Regions from separate parts of the Mus musculus genome. Here region 2 is linked to region 1. A link is a loop called in an ENCODE intact Hi-C map of the cell type or tissue named here. Cell type or tissue: heart. All regions are shown on one strand. Links, peaks and the distances in the headings refer to the core of each region. The heading gives the core; the rest is flanking DNA. Region 1 overlaps Wipf1 (WAS/WASL interacting protein family, member 1). Region 2 overlaps Wipf1 (WAS/WASL interacting protein family, member 1).

The links. Hi-C counts contacts between places; a loop is a spot of excess contacts. Peaks named below come from ENCODE experiments on the same cell type or tissue, not always from the same donor. Only the 100,000 strongest peaks of a DNase experiment are listed, where the experiment ranks them.
Region 2: it touches region 1 in a loop (2.0-fold over the local background); 3 of 42 quality-filtered maps call a loop at or near these places.

The regions. Positions count from the first base shown.
Region 1 is chr2:73,433,954-73,439,330 of GRCm38, reverse strand. Wipf1 (WAS/WASL interacting protein family, member 1) reads left to right here. Exons shown (of 8, transcript NM_153138.4): 5 at 1,640-2,377; 6 at 4,173-4,385; 7 at 5,188-5,301. Among named protein-coding and RNA genes, the nearest start is that of Gm13707, 50 kb to the right of the region's middle. In heart, for the core only: no CTCF peak of the experiment used is centred there; a DNase peak (open chromatin) is centred at 2,160; H3K4me3 peaks cover 338 bases; H3K27ac peaks cover 930 bases.
Region 2 is chr2:73,489,057-73,494,433 of GRCm38, reverse strand. The region is part of intron 1 of Wipf1 (WAS/WASL interacting protein family, member 1); the gene reads left to right. Among named protein-coding and RNA genes, the nearest start is that of Wipf1, 38 kb to the left of the region's middle. In heart, for the core only: a CTCF peak has its summit at 2,295; DNase peaks (open chromatin) are centred at 2,303 and 2,807; H3K27ac peaks cover 1,384 bases.

The DNA.
Region 1 (5,377 bases), core at 212-5,211:
GGAAGTCACTGGTCCTCAGGTGGCTGGCTGTAGGTCCTAACTTGCCAGTCTTGTGTTCAAATATAAAATTATTCCCCTGAAACACACAAAAGGATGCCAGGCGGCTGACAGATGCATGCACTCGGTGCTTTTAACAAAGACGGAAAAATTAAACAAAAGGAAAATGAAGAAGGCTTTGAAGTCAGTGCTCGGGGCCTGTGCTGTTTTAAGGTGGATGGTAACTTCAGCTTCTATGTGAATTTGGAAGACATAGCGTAAGCCAGTGGGCAGGATTATACCACCTACTCCCTCTACCTGAAGTGTGCACTGCCTCGTCTTCCCAACGCTGGCTACTTGTTAGGCCTCCACTCACAACCTCTCCTCAGGGGCACCACTGTCTGCAGCTCCCCCACCAGGCCTGGCCCCTCTGAGCACTCTTGATCGGTCAGCTTCCTTTCTGTGCTAACAACTATTAGACAAGGCTTCTTCACTTGCATATCATTTGTTTCCCATAAGAACAGAAAAGACAGGAAAGAGAACTGTTTTTATTTTGCTCATCCAGCTGTTTCTAACATCTAGGAAAATGGGTGTGCGGTAAATATTTGTGTGTTACTTAATTCCTGGTTAAAGTGGAAGATGTTTCCATGGTAACCATTTTTTTCAAGAATGACCTTGTGGGACTGGAGAGGCAGCTCAGGTGTTGAGAGCAGCGGCTGCTCTCTCAGAGGACCTGGCCTTGAGTCCCAGCACCACATAGCAGCTGACAGTTCTCTGTAACTCTAACCCCAGAGGATCCAACACCCTCTTCTGGCCTGCAAGGGCACTGTAAAACATCTGGTGCATGAAGGCAAAACACCCATAATCATAAAATAAAAATAAATGAATGTTAAAAAAAAGAATTAACTTGGGTTTCCAATTTGGGGAGAGGCTGTTGAGAGCCCCTCCTCTCTCCCCCACTTAGTCCCTCCTTAAACCATAGTTTAGTGTGACCAAATTCCACTACACTTGTTTCAGCAAGTGTTACAGAGTTGTTACATCTTCCCAATACTGAGGGTTGGCCTAGTCCTGAGAAGACGCTTGCCTACTTTGCAATGAAGTTCTTACTCATACAAAGTTTTCCTTTCTAATTATTTTTAATGTAGTCATAATTCTTCACTAAATCCTTCCCACTCCACCCCACCCACATTTATTGAACTTTTTTTTTTTTTTCTCAAAGGGACTAGATAAACCCTCACACACAGAGAGAGACTTTCTTTGGAGTAACTCCATTCACACACCTAAGATGGCTGACTGAACATTTTTTTCCCCCAAATCTGAGCAGTGGGCTCAGGGAGATCCATGACAGCCATTAGCAGAAGCAGAAGGTTCTCCATGCTGCCCTGTTCTGTCTTCTAGTCACAGCGACATTTCCAGAACTATAGCAGGTGATGCGGTATTGCATGCTTTTGAAACTCTGGCTGTAAAACCAGTGCCTGATAAATAGAGCTATATCTCCGCCTCCAGGAGATGGACACCAACATATCAAACAATTTGTTTTATTATAAAGCTACTAGTTACTGGTAATCAGTGCTCAGTGGGAAAGGGCCAGCACGCACCCTTGCCCTCTGGGTTTTGGGGGGCTCCTCACTTTTCAATCCGTATCCGCTTTCTTGTTCTTTAGATTCTGGAGGAAGCCGACCACCGATTTTGCCACCGGGAGGAAGAGCCACATCTGCCAAGCCCTTTTCACCCCCGAGTGGCCCGGGGAGGTTTCCCGCACCCTCCCCAGGCCACAGGAGTGGGCCCCCAGAGCCACCCAGGAACAGAATGCCTCCCCCGAGGCCTGACGTGGGCTCAAAACCAGATAGCCTTCCCCCTCCGGTACCAAATACGCCAAGACCTGTTCCGTCGAGTCTGCACAACCGGGGATCCCCAGCAGGGCTGGGAGCCCCCAGGCCCCCCTTTCCCGGGAACCGAGGTGCTGCTTTTGGAGCAGGCTCTGCGCGCCAGAACCCCTCCGGCTCCTCCTCTCCGTTTCCTAGGCCCCCTTTGCCCCCCACCCCAAGCCGAGCCTTGGATGACAAGCCCCCTCCACCACCTCCTCCCGTGGGCAACAGGCCCTCCATGCACAGAGAAGCGGTGCCCCCTCCCCCCTCACAGACCAGCAAACCTCCAGTGCCTTCCACCCCGCGGCCTGGGTTGGGTTCGCAGGCACCACCTCCTCCTCCACCGCCCAGCCGGCCAGGGCCCCCTCCTCTGCCTCCAGCTTCCAACGACGAGATCCCCAGGCTGCCACAGCGGAACCTGTCCCTCACGTCCTCTGCACCTCCATTGCCTTCACCTGGACGCTCAGGGCCTCTCCCTCCCCCACCCAGCGAGAGGCCCCCTCCTCCTGTAAGGGATCCACCAGGCAGATCAGGTATGGCAACGCGGGGATGTCACCTCTCTAAAACCCTGCTCTTGCTCTCCCAAATGTCTCAAACAAAACTGAGTAAAGCCATGTATGCTGCCCCATACCGATGGTCTAATGTCATGGTGGAGCCGTGACCTCTCAAGAAAGGGGCCAGATAGTTTGTGTCTAAGAGGCAAGCAGACTTTCATCTTCCACCGGGCCCTGCTCCCTAATGGGAAGCTGGGTTGTCTTGGTTGGAAGTAAGTCCCCATGAGAGTGCCCATAATGCCAAAGACAAAGCAGTTACATCACAACCGGAATGAACTCTTTCCCTCTCCCTAGGCCAGGCTGAGTCTACATCTCTGCCCACAGTGCAGGCGAGCTGGAGAGGTGGCATGTTCAGAGGTCAGGAGCACTTCTAGCAGTGGAAACAAATACCTGGACAAAAGCCTGTAGCTCGGCTCAGAGAGCTGCGGGAGCCCCAGGCTCAGGAGGAAACGTACATCTTATTTAGAAAGTGGTTTCAAATGTGTTGGTAATACACACACACACACACATACATATATATATATGTATATGTATATGTATACACACACACACACACACACACACACACACACACACATATATCTTTATTTTATATCTAAGTATTTTTGAGACAGGCCCTCACATGTAACCCTGGTTAGCCTGGAACTCAATTTGTAGACCAGGCTAGCCTTAAACTCATAGAGATCCACCTCTCTCTGCCTCTGGAGTGCTGGATTGTATGTAATACTTTTAGTTTGCCTTTTCAGTTATTGCTCCTGGCACTGTTGTGACCAAGGTGACAACTACCTTATTCTTGGTAGACAGGGACCCACGCTCCACTGCCAAGAGCATACCCAGGAGCCGGACCCACCACCTACTGTCTGTAATGGGAGAGTAAGATCAGTGGTTTCTCATTTCCTGTGCCTCTCTACCCACCCACCCACACACATACTACACACACACCACACACACATAAACACAACCAACACTCACACATACATACAACCACACACACACACAGAGGAAAATACTGTACATGTAAAAACTTAGTACTGGAGCCAGCAAGGCAATGGGCTCAGCCAGTAAGGATATTTGTGGCCCATGCCTGACGACCTGAGTTTGACCCCTGGAATCCAGGTGAAGATGTAAGGCAAAAGTAAACTTTCTAAAGCTGCTCTCTGAACTCCATATGTGTGACATAGTGTGTGCACACATATACGCACAAATAATTTACATTTTTATTTTATTATATATGTGTGTGTATTGGTTTTGAGACAGGGTTTCTCTGTGTAGCCCTGGCTGTTCTGGAACTCTGTAGACCAGGCTGGCCTCAGAAATCTGCCTTGCCTCTGCCTCCCAAGTGCTGGAATTAAAGGCACGCACCACCACTGCCTGGTTTTAAATTTTTTAAAATCTAGAAATCTTAATTTTTCTAAAGGCCTAAACTAACTTTATAAGTATCTCACTCCTTTTAAACAATTCTTTTGTGGTATCGCAATAATTAGTTCAGTAAGTCCTTAACAGGGTAAAATGCTTTTTCAATGACATGGTTCTCAATATAAATAGTTATCTGTTTCTAATTTCACTGTTTAGTCCCCAGCCTCAGTGGTTACTTGAAGCCAGACAGCCCGTTAGCTGCTATTACATGCACTGACTTTACACATCCCCTTCATGTTTCTATCCGTGTCCACCTTTTCTCCTTTTCCCTAGCCCAAGGGCGTGTAGTCAGCAGGAACTCCACCTTGCACAGTGATGATGACCAATGCTTCACCAGATGTCTTGTCTTTTGCTCCAGGCCCCCTCCCACCACCACCTCCAATAAACAGAAATGGAAGCACAGCTCGGGCCCTGCCTGCCACCCCTCAGTTGCCATCCAGGAGTGGAATGGACAGTCCCAGAAGTGGGCCTAGGCCTCCTCTTCCTCCTGACAGGCCTGGTGCTGGGGCGCCGCCCCCACCCCCACCCTCCACATCAGTTCGAAATGGCTTCCAAGACTCATCGTGTGAAGGCGAGTGACGTTCGTTTATTTCAAGTGATGTCTCTCGTTCCATCATTGTTATCCACCCTGCACAGAACATTCCATTTTAGGGCTCACCATGATGTCCTAGCAAGATTCCTCCCACTTTCCAAAAGGGTGGCTCTTTTTTTTTTCCTAGTTAGTTCCTTGTTTGAGTTTCAGTGTGGTTAACTTAATTCATCAGAGATTTTGTAAATTTTTTGGTATTTGCAAATTAACCATCTTATGATCTACATTTCTGAACATCTGTGAGTAAGGCCCAGTTGCTTCCCTCTGTCATGTTATCAGAAAGGTTGATTTCTGAGTTCGAGGCCAGCCTGGTTTACACAGTGAATTCCAGGACAGCCAGGGCTACACAGAGAAACCCTGTCTTGAAAAACAAAAAAACAACAACAACAAAAAAAAAAAAACAAGAAAGGTCCCAGTTAGACTCACCTACCTGTTCTTCCAGAGGACCTGAGTTTGATTTCCAAAACCTTTTGATGTACAGGCATCCATGCAGCCCAAATACCCATACACATAAAATTAAAATAAAATGAAAAAAATAAATGGTGGAGTTAAAATGCCCTGTATCTTAGCCCCCAGCGAGACCTGAGGATCGAGGTCACTGAGGCAGCCGGGCACATGAATCTCCCTGTGGCTTCTCTGTGCACTTCCAGCCACAAAATTGGAACTGGTTTCTGTGCACCTCTGTCTCTCCCTCTGTCTGTCTATCTGTCTGTCTGTCTCTCTCTCTCCTCCATGTCCTCCCAGCGGATTCCCTGCACTGAGGTTCTGTTTGTTTCTCCCACAGATGAGTGGGAAAGCAGATTCTACTTCCATCCGATTTCTGACTTGCCGCCTCCAGAGCCATACGTACCGACAACCAAGACGTATCCCAGCAAACTGGCCAGAAACGAAAGCCGAAGTAAGTATCTCTGCCTGAGCGCTGTGCAGGCTCACACTGTGAGAGCCTGGGTTCCAGAGGCCAGCCCACTTGCCTG
Region 2 (5,377 bases), core at 57-5,056, 55 kb before region 1:
TATTTCTGTATATAAATTTGTCCTTGGAAGTTAATTGGCGGGTATTATGTTGTGTTTAGTACCTAAGTATGTCATTGAGGTATATACAACAGTAATTTAGTAAATTTTAGGCATTGCCCAGAGTACCAACTTTATTTCCAAGAGCTGATTGAAGGCAAAGAAAATAATAGATGTTGATATACAAAGTATGGTGTTCCTCGTTCATTATGACTATTACTAATTAATAAACTCTTGACAGATGTTTGTGTTCTGTAAATTTACTTCCTTTGCAGAGCATGTAATTTAGGCTGTCTGCAGCCACTTCAAAATCAAAATCAGAGTCCAGGAAAAAAAAAATAGGATAAACACATCAGGTTGGGTTTGCTGTTACTCAGCTGGATATGACCCCCACTCTAATTATACCCTGCATAAATCTGGGGCTTCCCACGACCAGATTCTCCCTGGAGTCTCCATCAGAGAACACCCACTTTAATACCAGGAGCCTTAAAGAACACATCTCTTTAATCCAGGTTTCTCCAAAAGGCACTAAGTAAGTGTTTATAATACACACACTTCCCCGAAGTTCAGTGAGGGTACCTGTTCTTCCCTCAGAGCCCAGGGCTGATTCTAAGTATGGTTTTAATTCTCCCAAGCACATGGCTTCCCATTAACAATGGTGCTTTTCTTGCCTATTTATCATGGCAATGTTGTAATAAGTGCTGCAGTACCACCTGCAGGCTCATAGCTGTTTTGTGGAGCTCTAATTGAGGCTTCCTAGAATGATCTAAACTTCATTCCTCCTGATTCCCAAATAGCCTTTGTCGTCTGCATGCAGAGCACCTCAGAAGTGAAGTCCCTTGCTTGACCAGTTGTTTTGCTAATCTAGAACTTCCTGAGCCTAAAATTCTCTACTTATCAAGAATGGCACGCCTTCAGTCTACAAGAAAGGACAGGGGCAAAGTGGTAGGAGTTCTTGCCATCCAAGTGTGAGGATCTGAGTTTAACCTTCAGGGCCCACATAAAAAGTGGTCTAAAGTGATGTGCTTATAATCCATGCCCTGGTAGATGGATGTAATCCAAGTGGAGGTCGGAGGGGCATTCCTGAGGCTTGCTGGGCAACCAGTTCAGCAGAACCTGTGAGCTCTGGTCAGTGAGAAACCCCACTTCAGGTGGGGAGCGGGAGCGGGAGAGGGGGGGTGGGGAGAGGGAACAGGGGGTGGGGAGAGAGGGAGAAATTGAAGAAGAGAGCTGATGTTAATTTCCAGCTTACACACACACACATACATATAAACATATATACACATGCGTACACACACATACACACAAATACACAATACATACACACACATGCATACACACACACACACACACACACACTGAGTAGCGTATGAACACAGGCATCATGGTTCTTAGAACTGTCCTGCCTGCTTCTGGAATCCTGTATTTACTGTGATTCTTAACCTCATCCTGGGTGACAACAGGAATTTTTTTTTATGACTAACAATTATTTTTATTCCTAATAATTACATAATTATCATTTTGAGAACACTCGTGTTTTCATAATTCACTTTTAAAATAGGGACTTTCTAAATATTATTTTATCTTTCAGGGTTTTTTTCTTTTATTGAAAATAGTTTTGTTTTTTTTTTTCACGTGTATATATATATATATATATATATATATATATATATACACATACATACATATACATATACATATATATCTCCTGATTATGGTTCTCCCTTCCTCTGCTCCTCCTAGCTCCTCCCCACCTCCCTCCCATCAGGATCCACCCCCTTTCTGTCTCTCATTAGCAAATACACAGGCTTCTATGGGATAATGATAAAATAGGAATAAAAAAATCTACACATTGGGATAGAACAAAATAGAAAAAAAAAAGAAAGAAAGAAAGAAAAAAAGCCCAAGGAAGACACAAGAAAAAGAGACACACATTCTCATTCTCGGGAATTCCATAATACTGTGATGCTATGTATGCAAAAGACCTGTAAGGTAAAAAAGAGAGAATAAAAAAATACATATATAAAAAAAAAACAAAAAGAAAAAGACAAGGAAAAAAGCCTGACCCAACATTGTGAGGCAGTGACCCAACAAAGACTCCCTTGAGCTTGCTTTCTGTTGGCATTTACTCCTGGGCATGCCCTACCCTGAGGAACAGTTTGTGTCCCCAGTGAGACTCCTTTGGAGAACACTAAATTCTAATTTTCAATTTGCTAGTCATTATCATTTGGAGCTAGTATCTGGGTTAGGGATGGGGCATGTGTCCTTCATCCTCTCAGCTCTAGGGCCCCCCCTGGAGGAGACCTGTGTAGCAGCATGGCTTTTCTGTGTCCCTAGCCATTCTTTTTATGAACAAAGAAACTCCTCATTTCCCTTCTATCTTGATTAGCCATAAAGATGAACAAACAGCTTGGTTATTTGCAATCCAGTTCCGTAAGGTTGAAAGAAGCCAACTTGGTGTATGGCGTCAGGCCCTGTGGCATGCCAGATAGTGAGCCAGCTAGGGAGGGAGGGAGGGCTCTGACTTTGGGAGCAGATGGTCCAAAGCCTGATAATTCCAGCTTCCATTACATTGCAACCACACAAACAACGTTCCACTGTGTGGGGCACCATCAGGAGAACTTTGTCAACCTTTCAACTTCCCTTTAACTGCTCCAAGGGCTCACAGATTCCGTGCATGTAGTCTTTTCGAATGAGTGGGAAGGGGAAAGCCTTTACATGATGTAATGCCCCAAAAATCCCCCCACAGTTTCTGAGGGAAGCAGTTGCTCTCTGTCTGTCTGGACAAGCTGACTTCAGTGGGACGCTTTTTCCTAGACAACCCAGGGCAATGTGCATGGACGGACTCTGGCTCTCCTCTCTCGGAGCCTGAACAGCAAGAGGACTGTTTGCACGTGCACAGGAAGTGACACTGGATGCTGTCAGAAGCTTTGGTATCAAATCCTAGGTCCACCACTTATTTACTGGTTTGGGGGAAATCCCTTTAATTCTTGAAAGGTGGCTCTCTCCATTTGGGACGATAAACCTGAATAATTAAAATTGATCTACTTATGCTTAAACAAAAGCACTGTTATCTAGCAGTCTATCGATTCTTGGCAGTCCTACCTAACCAGTTTCTGAGCAGTAAATCGGAGTTCCTGGAAGTTATTTCGATTGTTCCTAGATCTCTATCCCTCTTCCTTCTTTACTGTCGCTCCAGTCTGTGAAAAATTAAGTATGGAATTTAAATGTTACTCAAATGCATACATTGTAAATGTAAAATGTGCACACACACACACACACACATACACACACTGCTGTACAACCAACACATGCATTTTGTGGCCAGAATTCCTTCCTCCCACCCCTAGTCATACCAATGTTTAAAAGATTGACAACTACTTCATTTTCAGAAATGAGAAGTTTACAGGGTCCAAGTCCTCTGACTTCTTAGCTGTCCATTAGGAAAGTCAGACTTCTGGCTGCTTTTCTCAGTTGAATTCCTTAGCTCTTTAGAGGATGTGTTAGCATTCCTGTGATCCTGCCTCATTCTAGAGCAGATACCTTAGCTGGTCACTCTAGTAATGAGGCGTGAGGTAGTCAGAAACACCTTGGGCAACTTCTCTCCTGTAGATCCTGTAGCAGGTTGTCCTAGTGTCTGTGGGCCTCAGAGCCTAAAGTTTGACATTCCCCCCCCCCCCCCCCAGGATGGTCTTGGCTGTGTCCCAGCTTTGGTTTCCTGGATGCCTCTACTCCACACTATTGGTTAGAACTATAGTTTACCCTCCATACAGGAAGGGAGGAAGTCAGTGGGGAGCTTGCAGTCTGCCCTCTGCCCTCTGATAGCATTTCTAGAGCCTGGTGTAGTGGCACTCCAGTCTTCAGAAAGCTGAGACCGGAGGATTGCAAATTTGAGCCCAGTCTGGGCTTCATAGCAAGACTCTATCCTATCCCTCATATACCTCCAAAGAGAACAGTTTCAAGTGCTCTGTAATGTCACCCTTAGCTCTGCCATTATTGTTACTAACATGAAGCTATATTTCCTGTAAACGGCGACTTTACCGCTACCAGGGTCCTGCTGACAGTGCTCTATCACTGACTCAGAAAGGCCACTTGCATTTAATATCTAGAGAAATGTATAGGTAGGATTTCTAAACCATTAAAATTGAATGCACGTATTCACGGTCAAGATTAGAGGATATTATAATAATAAAAAGCATGTTCAGTCAGCAAAAAATTAAGAAAAAGGGGAAACAAAAAAATATAATAATATGTATACTAAAAATGGAAACAAATGTGAGCAGATTAAGTTCTAATAAAACCATTGGGTCTCAGAGACATTAAACAGATGATGGAGATGTAATTCAGTGGTAAAGCACTTGTCTACCATGACTGAGCCCTGTGTTCAACTCCCAGCATGGGAAGAGCAAAACACTTGCTGGCTGTTTGCTATCTTCAGGATTGTGTGTCAGTTAACATTGCACAGCAATTCGGCAGCAGCTGGTAAAATGCCAACTAACAAAACAAATGGAGGAATGGAAACTTTATTATTAAATATAAAAACCTTAAGCAAAGCTATAGAAACACAAGAGTGTAAATCCAAGAAGACTTATCCACAGTGAACATGAGTATGACTGTCTTATCACTTAATTAAATGAAGCAAAATCTGTTAGTGCAACTAAAGTAGTGAAACACATGAGATATAACTGAAACGTAAAAATACAAATACGCTTTCTCATAATCATATTAGGAGTTAACGAAATCTTTTCAGAATTGGATTGATGAACAAAAGGTATACAAGAGAGTCTTTGAGTGACATCAGGATTACTTTTGATTTAGCTAAAGAGATACAAGGTATTTGTAGGAAATGATTAAATACAATTTTAAAAACTTTTGTTCAGCTGACCAAGAGAGAGAGAGAGAGAGAGAGAGAGAGAGAGAGAGAGAGAGAGAGAGAGAGAGAATTAGACATGAGTTATCCACATGTAGAAACAGAAAAGTGTTGAAACTTTGTTGGTATTTTTTTTTGTGTGTATGAAAATTTAAAACATTTTTGCTTATAACACATGAAATACAACATATCTATAACTACAGTCTAATAGTTTACCATGTGTACATAATTGAAATGCTGGGGTCAGGGTAGCTGGCGCATCTATCATACATTTCTCCTTTGTGTTTTGAACAAGGAAAATTCTTTCTATTGCTTTCTGCTTTAGGAACACACAATTAATTGTTGTTAGCCACAGTTACTGGCTGTGCTTGATGACTTTGAACTTGTTCTCCCCATCCAGAGGCACCCTTGTATCTATTGGACATCTTTCTCCATCTTCTGTCACCCTTCCCAGCCTCTGCAAGCACCCGTCCATCTTCTGCATCCTGGCAGTGAAGTCTTTACATGTGA